Linked DNA regions of Homo sapiens: region 2 is linked to region 1. The links are chromatin loops, found by intact Hi-C in ENCODE. Cell type or tissue: psoas muscle. All regions are shown on one strand. Each heading gives the region's core, and the rest is flanking DNA. Links, peaks and the distances in the headings are about the cores only. Region 1 has its middle 320 kb from the start of SPAG17. Region 2 has its middle 39 kb from the start of SPAG17.

Region 1 (4,404 bases), core at 76-4,075:
TTGATATGCTTCATTAAGTCAAGAATACATAGTTATCTCTGTATTTACCACAACAAAACATCTTTGCCCACTCTTGTCTGGTATATCTGAGCATATTGCTCTTCTCTTAGACAGAACTGTATTATCTTGTCTTCAGGTTATCCAAGGAAATCCATTTTATTTTATTTTATTTTATTTTTTTAGATACAGGGTCTTGCTCTGACACCCAGGCTGGAAAGTAGCAGCACTATCATATCTCACTGTAACCTTGAACTCCTGGACTCAAGCACTCCTCCCACCTCAGCCTTCTGAGTAGCTAGGACTACAGGTGTGTGCCACCACATGCAGTGAATTTTTTAAATTTTTGTAGTGATGAGGTCTCGCTGTGTTATCCTGGCTGGTCTTGAAATCCTGGTCTTAAGTGATCTTTCCGCATTGGCCTCCCAAATTACTGAGATAATGTGAGCCACTGTGCCCAGGCCCAGAATCTAGTCTTTATGTGCCACCAGTTGGTTATCATTGCTTCTCTGAAACAGCTGATGTTTGAGAGACATGGGTCAACTATTCCTATGTCCATCTTCCTGCCACACTAAACTAGTCTTTTAACAGTCTCCAAGGATCTCATTATTGCTAAGCTTAAAGGACACCCCTTAGACTTTACATAACTTTACTTACCTGCCACAATTAACCTAGTTGACTACTCTCTCCTTAAAAGTCTCTCTTTACTTTCATCCTGCATTACCACACTCTCCTCTCCTCAGTCTGCTTTTCCTTTAGCATGCTTTAACTGTTGGTGATTCCCAGAGGTTTGGCTTCCCTTCTTCTCTTTTTTCTTAATCTACACACTCCTGTGGGTTCCCTCATCTTTTTTCAAAGTTTAATGTTTCATTTATCTTGCCTTCACATGTAGTGTTATCTCCAGATTTAGTCAACACTGCATTTTCAGTTTCTAAAATGCAGGTAGTACACGCATCAGGAAAACCCAATGTCAAGGGCTGAAGAATAAACAATACATGTGTGCATGATTCTGTGTCTGGAAATTGTATATCCATCTTGTAGCTCAGGTTAGAAATCCATACAGATTTGCTTGATGATCTGCCCACTCCCTCCCGTAACCTGTTCTTTCCTTTACCTTTCCTAGCTGCTTCCTGAACTTTGCCTAGACTCCACTCTTGGGAAAACTGACAAGCACTTCTTTCTGGCCAGGGAGACTTGTCATCAAGTTTTTCACAAATTTTTCACCATTCAAAAAGAGTTTATGCTTTACTAAAAGAATTCACCTTGGGGCCCTTTCAAATAACCTATTCTCCAAGGAAATTTAATATCGGATTCAACTAACCAAAATTAGATTTACTCGCATTTGGAAAACATCTATAGATCTGCCTCACTTCGTGTAGCTGGTGTGTTCCTGAAATATGTGCAAATCAGACCCTTGTAAGTTGAATGATAGTTCAAATGTATTAATCAATTTGCTAAAGAAAGCAAAAATACTTTTATAACATAAATAATAAGCATCTGATATATCTGTTGTATAAATTTGAATTTTATGCATTACACGTATTTATTTTTGGAGACATACTCATGCATACTAGTGTACAAGAGAAGGGACAAGGAAAGATTAACACTTGTTCAGAGACTGCCAGGTGTCAGGCATCATGCCAGGAACTGTGGCCTCGCACTATCTGAGTACTTAGGGTTTTGTTTTGTTTTCGTTTGTGTGTGATAGTTTATAGGTCGGAAAAGCACTATTTGTTCCACAGTCCCAGGATTTTTGCTCTCCCAATCCAAATTCATTTAATTTGAGTTTCCTTTTTCCCTATTGCCATTACCAGGCAGATTCCTGGGTGTGTATATTCCTTCTTTCCATTCATTTCCTTCCCATTCCCTCCTCATTTTCTAAGATAGCACAAAAGGGACAAATCTCACAGCCAAGCTTATTTTCTACTAGGTGGGTTATTGGTACAAAAATAACTACTAAATATATACAATATATAATGTAATATATGCATGTGTGTGTATATACATATATACATATGTTTAGGGAGAGAGAGAGATTGACAGATAGAGAGAAAGTTAGCTTTCTCTGCCTTGGATAATGTAGCTTAGTTGAAATGATAGTAACCACGTAAGGCCACCTGGGAACTGATTCCTTCCATGTCTGTGGCTACATGCAAGCCTCTCTGCTCCCATCTGGTTGCTGGGACAGCCTCTTAATTCCACTTGTCACAGAGAAGGGAGCAGTCCATGGGCCACAGCTACTACTTCTCTGACAAGAGTTTCTTAACTAGAAGCATAATGAGCTATGAGAGACTCTGGAGAGTACTTAGCTGCATTAACACTTAGAGATGAACTCAGGCTTCAACCTCCACTTCTGATCACCTTCCAACCATCTCCTTCCACCCCCTACTCCCCCATCTCCCACACTCGTATGAGCCAACAGATATGAACAGCAGCACTTGTGTTAACAACTTGGCAGCTGCAGGAAGCCAGACCCCAGGAAGCAACAAGATATTTCCCTTAGGGAGGCCCGGGCTTGGGGCTTCCCTTCCTTTCCTATGTCAACAAAGCCTTCGTTTCCTAACTTGCAAGCCACAAAATAAGCCAAATTCTTGTTTTTTCACCTTCTCCTCTGGATGGAAAGGGCCCTATTAGACAGAATTTATATAGCTAGGCTCTGTTGATTTTACTCTTATTAATGGCTCCAACTCATAAGAAAATTGGGGATTTTATAAAAAAATGTATTTTAAAAATAAACAAATACATGAACTCTAGTTCTTATTCCAGAATAGACAGAGCAAACAAAATACTCTGAGTAGGAGTGCTGCATCATGTTTCACACAGGATAAGGAGTTCTCAGTCAATCACACAGCAGCTACATAAATGTTTATACTCTATGTGGAGGAGAGTTAGCAACCCCACAGATGAAGTAAATGACTGTTTATTTCTCAAGTAATGGGAATGCTGAAATAAAATAAGCCTATCAAAATTTTCAGGAATGTAAAGCTAAAAGCTTCATCACTTTTTTTGTTCTTTAAGAAAAAAGAGAGTAGAAGGATGAATTAATAGGAAAGATAGTCCATATTGTGGACTACCTTTAGTCCACATTAAAGATCCATATACACAACTGAACACAGACATAAACAGACACACAGAGGGCTGGTCCCTGTATCTTCTAGTTCTGCCTATTTGAACCATTGAAAAACTTTTGCCTCATGCAGAGCCTCAACTTGATATTGTGGCCTTATTCATCACTGTAATCATACATAAATCCATTGCTCTAGCCAAATGGCTCCTGAACACCTTGCACATTTCATATTGACATTTAATCATGTCATTGCCCTCAACTTCCTCCCACTTATACACATTCTCCATCCAAACACATTTCCTTCTTGAAGCCCTGTCTTTCAATGTTCAGTGAATATTTAAAGTTTGGGCAGGGGCAAAAACTTACCCCTGTCATTATTTTTGTTAAGGAAGATGGTAAATTAACCTCAATGGCATAAATTTCTGAATAGCAGGTAAAGGAATTGTAGGCAGAATTTTAGTTACCAGAGTGAGGGTTGACAAGGTCAAGAAGATGGAATGTCATTGCAAAAATTTTATGTTTGTAGATAGGTGTGTTGTTTTATGTTTATAGATAGGTGTGTTTTTTTACATTTGTAGATAGGTGTGTTGTTTTATGTTTGTAGATAGGTGTGTCATTTTATATAGGGCTTTTTGAAAAACAGAATTTTAAGCAGAGTATGCAGCAAGACTAAAAATGGCAAGGCGGGAGCATGCTTGGTGTGCCTGAGGAATAGCAAAGACGCCAGAGTGTGCTGAAGGGAGTGAATAAATAGTGATGTACAAAATCAGAGAATTAGTTAGGGTCTATATCCTGTAGGAGCTTGTAGAGACTTTAGTTTTTATTCTGAATGAGATCAGAAGCCATTGAAGTGTTCTGATCAGTGGAACAAAATAACACTACATGTTTGAAAATCTCAGAGTAAAATTGGATTTGTTGTCAGCTTTAGTTCATGACACACTACCATCATTGCTATGTGCATGGCATTAGTTTATATTATTATTTTTCCATTTATTATTTATTTTTTATTTTTAATTTTTGGAGACAGGGTCTCACTCTTTCACTCAGGCTGGGGCACAGTGGCACCATCTTGGCTCACTGTAACCTCTACCTCCCAGGCTCAAGGTATTCCCCTACCTCAGGCTTCCAAGTAGCTGGGACTACAGGTGCATGCCACCATGCCTGGCTAATTTTTTGTAGTTTTTTATAGAGATGGGAGTTTGGCTATGTTTCCCAGGCTGGTCTGGTAGTCCTGGGATCAAGCAATCTGCCTGACTCAGCCTCCCAAAATGCTCAGATTACAGGAGTGAGCCACCATGCCCAGCCTATTTTATATTATTTTTAAGAAGCAAAAACTGAAT
Region 2 (4,404 bases), core at 277-4,276, 280 kb after region 1:
CCCTAAGATGTGTCCAGAGTTGGTTCCTTCCAGTGAGTTGTGGTCTCTCTGACTTCAAGAATGAAGCCGTGGACCTTCATGGTGAGTGTTACAGCTCTTAAAGGCGGCATGGACCCAAAGAGTGAGCAGCATCAAGATTTATTGTGAAGAGCAAAAGAACAAAGCTTCCACAGCTTGGAAGGGGACCTGAACGGATTTCCACTGCTGGCTTGGGTGGCCAGCTTTATTCCCTATTTGTCCCCTCCCGTGTTCCATTTCTGTCCTATCAGAATGCCCTTTTATCAATCCTCTCTGTGATTGGCTACTTTTGGGATCCTGCTGATTGGTGTGTTTTACAGAGCGCTGATTGTTGCATTTTACAGAGCACTGATTGGTGCGTTTTACAGAGCACTGATTGGTGCATTTTAAAGAGCACTGATTTGTGCACTTTACAATCCTCTTGCTAGCTACAGAGCACTGATTGGTGCATTATTACAGAGCACTGATTGGTGCGTTTTTACAACCCTCTTGTAAGACAGAAAAGTTCTCCAAGTCCTCACTGGTATGTTCCTGTGGTAGGTCTTGGAGCAAAAGTTCATGATGTGCGTCTCCACACGTTGGTTGCTCTGTCCTTCTGAGCATGAACTGCAAGGTAGTACTGCCTCCTATCCTCCATCTTAATCCAGTGGGGATTATTTTTAATGTGGCTTATCAATTTTATTTATTGCCATTCTTTGATGTTCCCATAAACATTATGATTGCCTGCCAGGAAATTATACTCAAAATAGGCTTATGGGCACTTAGAATAGTGCCGAGGAAAAAATGATAATTAATAGTACTGAGCTAAAGGTAAGCCTTTATCCCTTTCCAAATGTGAGGCATAGATGTCCTAGTTGGTTTTTTTTATTTTTTAAAGATAACATTCAAATGTTGCTACCTTTCTGCTGAATTACTTGAGTAGAACCACTTCAGCAACTTGTATGTGCATGTGTGTGTGTGTGTGCATGTGTGTGTGTGTGCATGTGTGTGTTCATGTGAAACATTCAACTAATGCTCAAGCAGCCCTTACAGTGCTTGGAACTTACAAATGAAAGCTTTCCTCTAGGAAGCATCTCTCAGGGAAATAGGTGCAAGAGGAATACTGATATTTTAACCTTTGCCTCACCTTAAATTTTCAGCAAAGCACAGTGTTACTTCCTTTTAGTGCTAATTTTGGAGTAGTTACTATTTGTCTTCCTTATATCCTGCTTGATATTTTCCTTCTACAGTTGGGAATTAGGGATTCCAAACACCAGGAGGAGAGGAAAAGCTTCTATTCTCCTCCAACATTGTACTCGAGAACAGACCTCTCTGAATGTAGCTAGATTCTGCAAACTTCCCTAGCATCCAACTTCCTCCTCCAAAAAAAGGAAAACAATACAGTTATGTATTTATTTATTATGTTTACTTATTTGAGACAGGGTCCTGCTCTGTCACCCAGGATGGAGTGCAATGGAGCAATCTTCAGTCACTGCAACCTCCACCTCCCTCTTGGGTTCAGGTGATCATCCCGCCTCAGCCTCCCAAGTAGCTGGGACTACAGGCACACACCACCACATCTGGCTAATTTTTGTATTTTTTGTGGAGACTGGGTTTTGCCATGTTGCCAAGGCTGGTCTCAAATTCCTGGACTCAAGGGATCTGCTCACCTCAACCTTCCAAAGTACTGAGATTATTGGCATAAGCCACCATGCCCAGCAGTTACTTAGATGCTTATTTTATGTTCTTGCATATCCTGCTAAAATATAAACTCACCGAGAGCAAAAGACACATATTAGTGTTTTGTAAGCATCCCCCATTCCTCCACCACCCTCAGAATATGCTTAACAAATATGTTTGGAATTCAATCTGCATTAAACTGCTGATCTATCAATAAAGAATCCATCCTCATTCTTATCTCCTTGAAGAAAGGAAGGCAAATCTATACAGCAAAAAATGGATCAAACCAAGGATCCTCACAAGACCTTGGCTCTTAGAGCTTCTAGAATCAGCTATTGAACAACTATCAACTTAAGTGGATAGCTGATGCATAAACAGTTAAGAGAACCGCAGGTATTCAAATATTCCCAATGCAGGTATTTGAATGATGTTGTTAATTGTCCCAAGTGTGCATTTTTAATAGCATATACTCATACATATACAAACACAATGAATATACATAGTTTTTATTCCCTCAAACCCAGGGAAACAGATTACTGTGAATCTACTACTCTAATCTCTCACCTGTGGTCACTTGGTGGCCACAAACACCTGTTCTTCTCTAGGTCTCACTGAAAATATCTACAAGTGGTGGAACTGAGATTTACAGCTATCAACCTTGACAGTTTAGTCACCAATAAAAGCAGCTCCTCTATGCCCCACACTCACTCCACCCCAGGCTGAGTCCATCAAAGGTGCTGTGTATTTCATGCAAATTTCCATGACAGCAGCTCTATGTGGTCCACGCATAGTTTGCCTGAGCAAGGGACAGAAGGTCTATCCTCTTCCTCCCAATGAGCTGATCCTATTTCTCCTAACAACTGGTATGGGGCTGCCCCCTGGAGGTTTAAGAAAGCCTGTTCCCTTCAAGGCAGGCTAGAGGGTCTAACTAGAGGCATTTCAGATGTTGAAACTGGCAGACATCATCTGACCACCTAATCCAACCTTTCAGAAATGAGGATATCCAAGTTCAAACATAGGGAATCAACATGCGCAGATGCAATACTTTTCAAAGAGCCCACCGAGCAATGTGATCACCAGGAAACTAACTTACTGCAGCTTTTTAAAACTAGGGAAAGTGGCCTTACATTACCTACTTAAGATCCAGATTGTTCAGGGAGTTCGTTTCTTGATAGCATTTGTTGAACATCTACTGTAGATAAGACCATGACCTCCAAATGTGTATATATGCTATGCCTAGAAAAGCCATTATGTTTGGATATCAGTGATTTTCTCCAGCTGGCAGGATAATAATTGATTTCTGTTTTCTCTGAGAGAATCAATGAAGAAAAAGAAAAGGAAAAGAAAGCACACTATTGGAATCCTAGGAGGCAGATTCCAGTTCTTCTTAACTGGTGAGTTTGAAACCAACACAAGCATTAAAGAGAAAGGAAAAAAAAAAAGGCATTGGCCTGTAACTGGTGCATATAAGATTCTTGTGCTCCCCTATAGAGGGAAAAAATGATTTAAGATTTGTTATCATTTCTAAGCAACAACATACTCTTGAACTCATTTTGAAATAGCTACAACTCTATTTTTTTAAGATGTAAGTTGCTGGACTTTATTGCACATTGACTTAAACTGAAAGTTGTCCAAATGCCTTTGAATAAGAGATTTAAAGATGAGGGCCATACCACTTTCAGAGGGAGACTTTCCTTCTCAGTGGAACTAAGCGGTATTTCCAAAATATCTGGCTGGATCTTAAAAGTCATTCATGACAGGTGATAATTGATTACATATTGAGTTTTGCCAGAAACTCTAATGTCATTGGCATATAGAGACATAGCATTAACACAGTGTGTATGTGCAGAGGACTGGAACACAAATAGAAGGCTTCATAAATTAAATTTAATGTTTCGTAGCTCTTCTTTAAACAAAGTAGGTGTGGAAATTATTTTAAGTTAAAATTTATTTCTGTGCAAAACAAAAATCAGTCTCTAAGTGTATATGGGGAATAAGAAAGCAGAATTTAAGGTCAAGTGTAACACTAATTGAACGTTAAAAGAAAGAAAATATGTTTTAATATTTAAAAGAGTCAAATATTGAAATTTCAAATAATTTCAAACATGGGCTACACATAAAATAATAATAAGATAATTATGACAATAACAATTACACATGCACATACCATTCAATAGAAAAATTGTCAGAGGGTGACTTTTGATTGGATAAATTGATCCATGCAATTCACCTGAAACTTAATATCATCATTTCTATTTTATTGAAAGGTCAAATGTCTCCTGTCATTCAGAAAAATTTCTGCTAATATGCCTAAAAAGAGAAGAATTTGGAGATAGATAAGGTAACTCAGTGAGTTAGAGTAAAATTAAACTCTCACATTTAAGACCATTGCAATTCATTTAAAACATCTTCAATTGCATTCTGCCTTTTAGAACAGAAGTGACAAACCAACTGACCATGGGTCAAATTAGGCCCAGACTAGCTTTATGAAGCCTACACAATAAATTTTGTTTTGTTTTGCTGTTGTAATTTTTGTTGTTCCTTTTTAAGACTTTTTCAACAGCCTTACAAAGACTATATACTTTATCAATTTATCCACAGGCTAACTATTGTCATATCCAGGCAAATTCACATATTTATAATAACTGGTTTCTATGTGCATTTTTGTTTGTTTTTATTTTGCTTTGTTTTGATGTCTGCTCCAGAGCAGTTTATTTCTTAAACTGC

What was found. Hi-C counts contacts between places; a loop is a spot of excess contacts. Peaks named below come from ENCODE experiments on the same cell type or tissue, not always from the same donor. Only the 100,000 strongest peaks of a DNase experiment are listed, where the experiment ranks them.
Region 2: a loop joins it to region 1, with 2.6 times the contacts of the local background. A loop is called at or near these places in 1 of 110 quality-filtered maps.

What each region holds. Positions count from the first base shown.
Region 1 is chr1:118,502,364-118,506,767 of GRCh38, reverse strand. No RefSeq gene overlaps it. Among named protein-coding and RNA genes, the nearest start is that of SPAG17, 320 kb to the right of the region's middle. In psoas muscle, for the core only: no CTCF peak of the experiment used is centred there; a DNase peak (open chromatin) is centred at 1,637; H3K27ac peaks cover 1,685 bases.
Region 2 is chr1:118,221,688-118,226,091 of GRCh38, reverse strand. No RefSeq gene overlaps it. Among named protein-coding and RNA genes, the nearest start is that of SPAG17, 39 kb to the right of the region's middle. In psoas muscle, for the core only: a CTCF peak has its summit at 2,564 (motif pointing left); no DNase peak of the experiment used is centred there.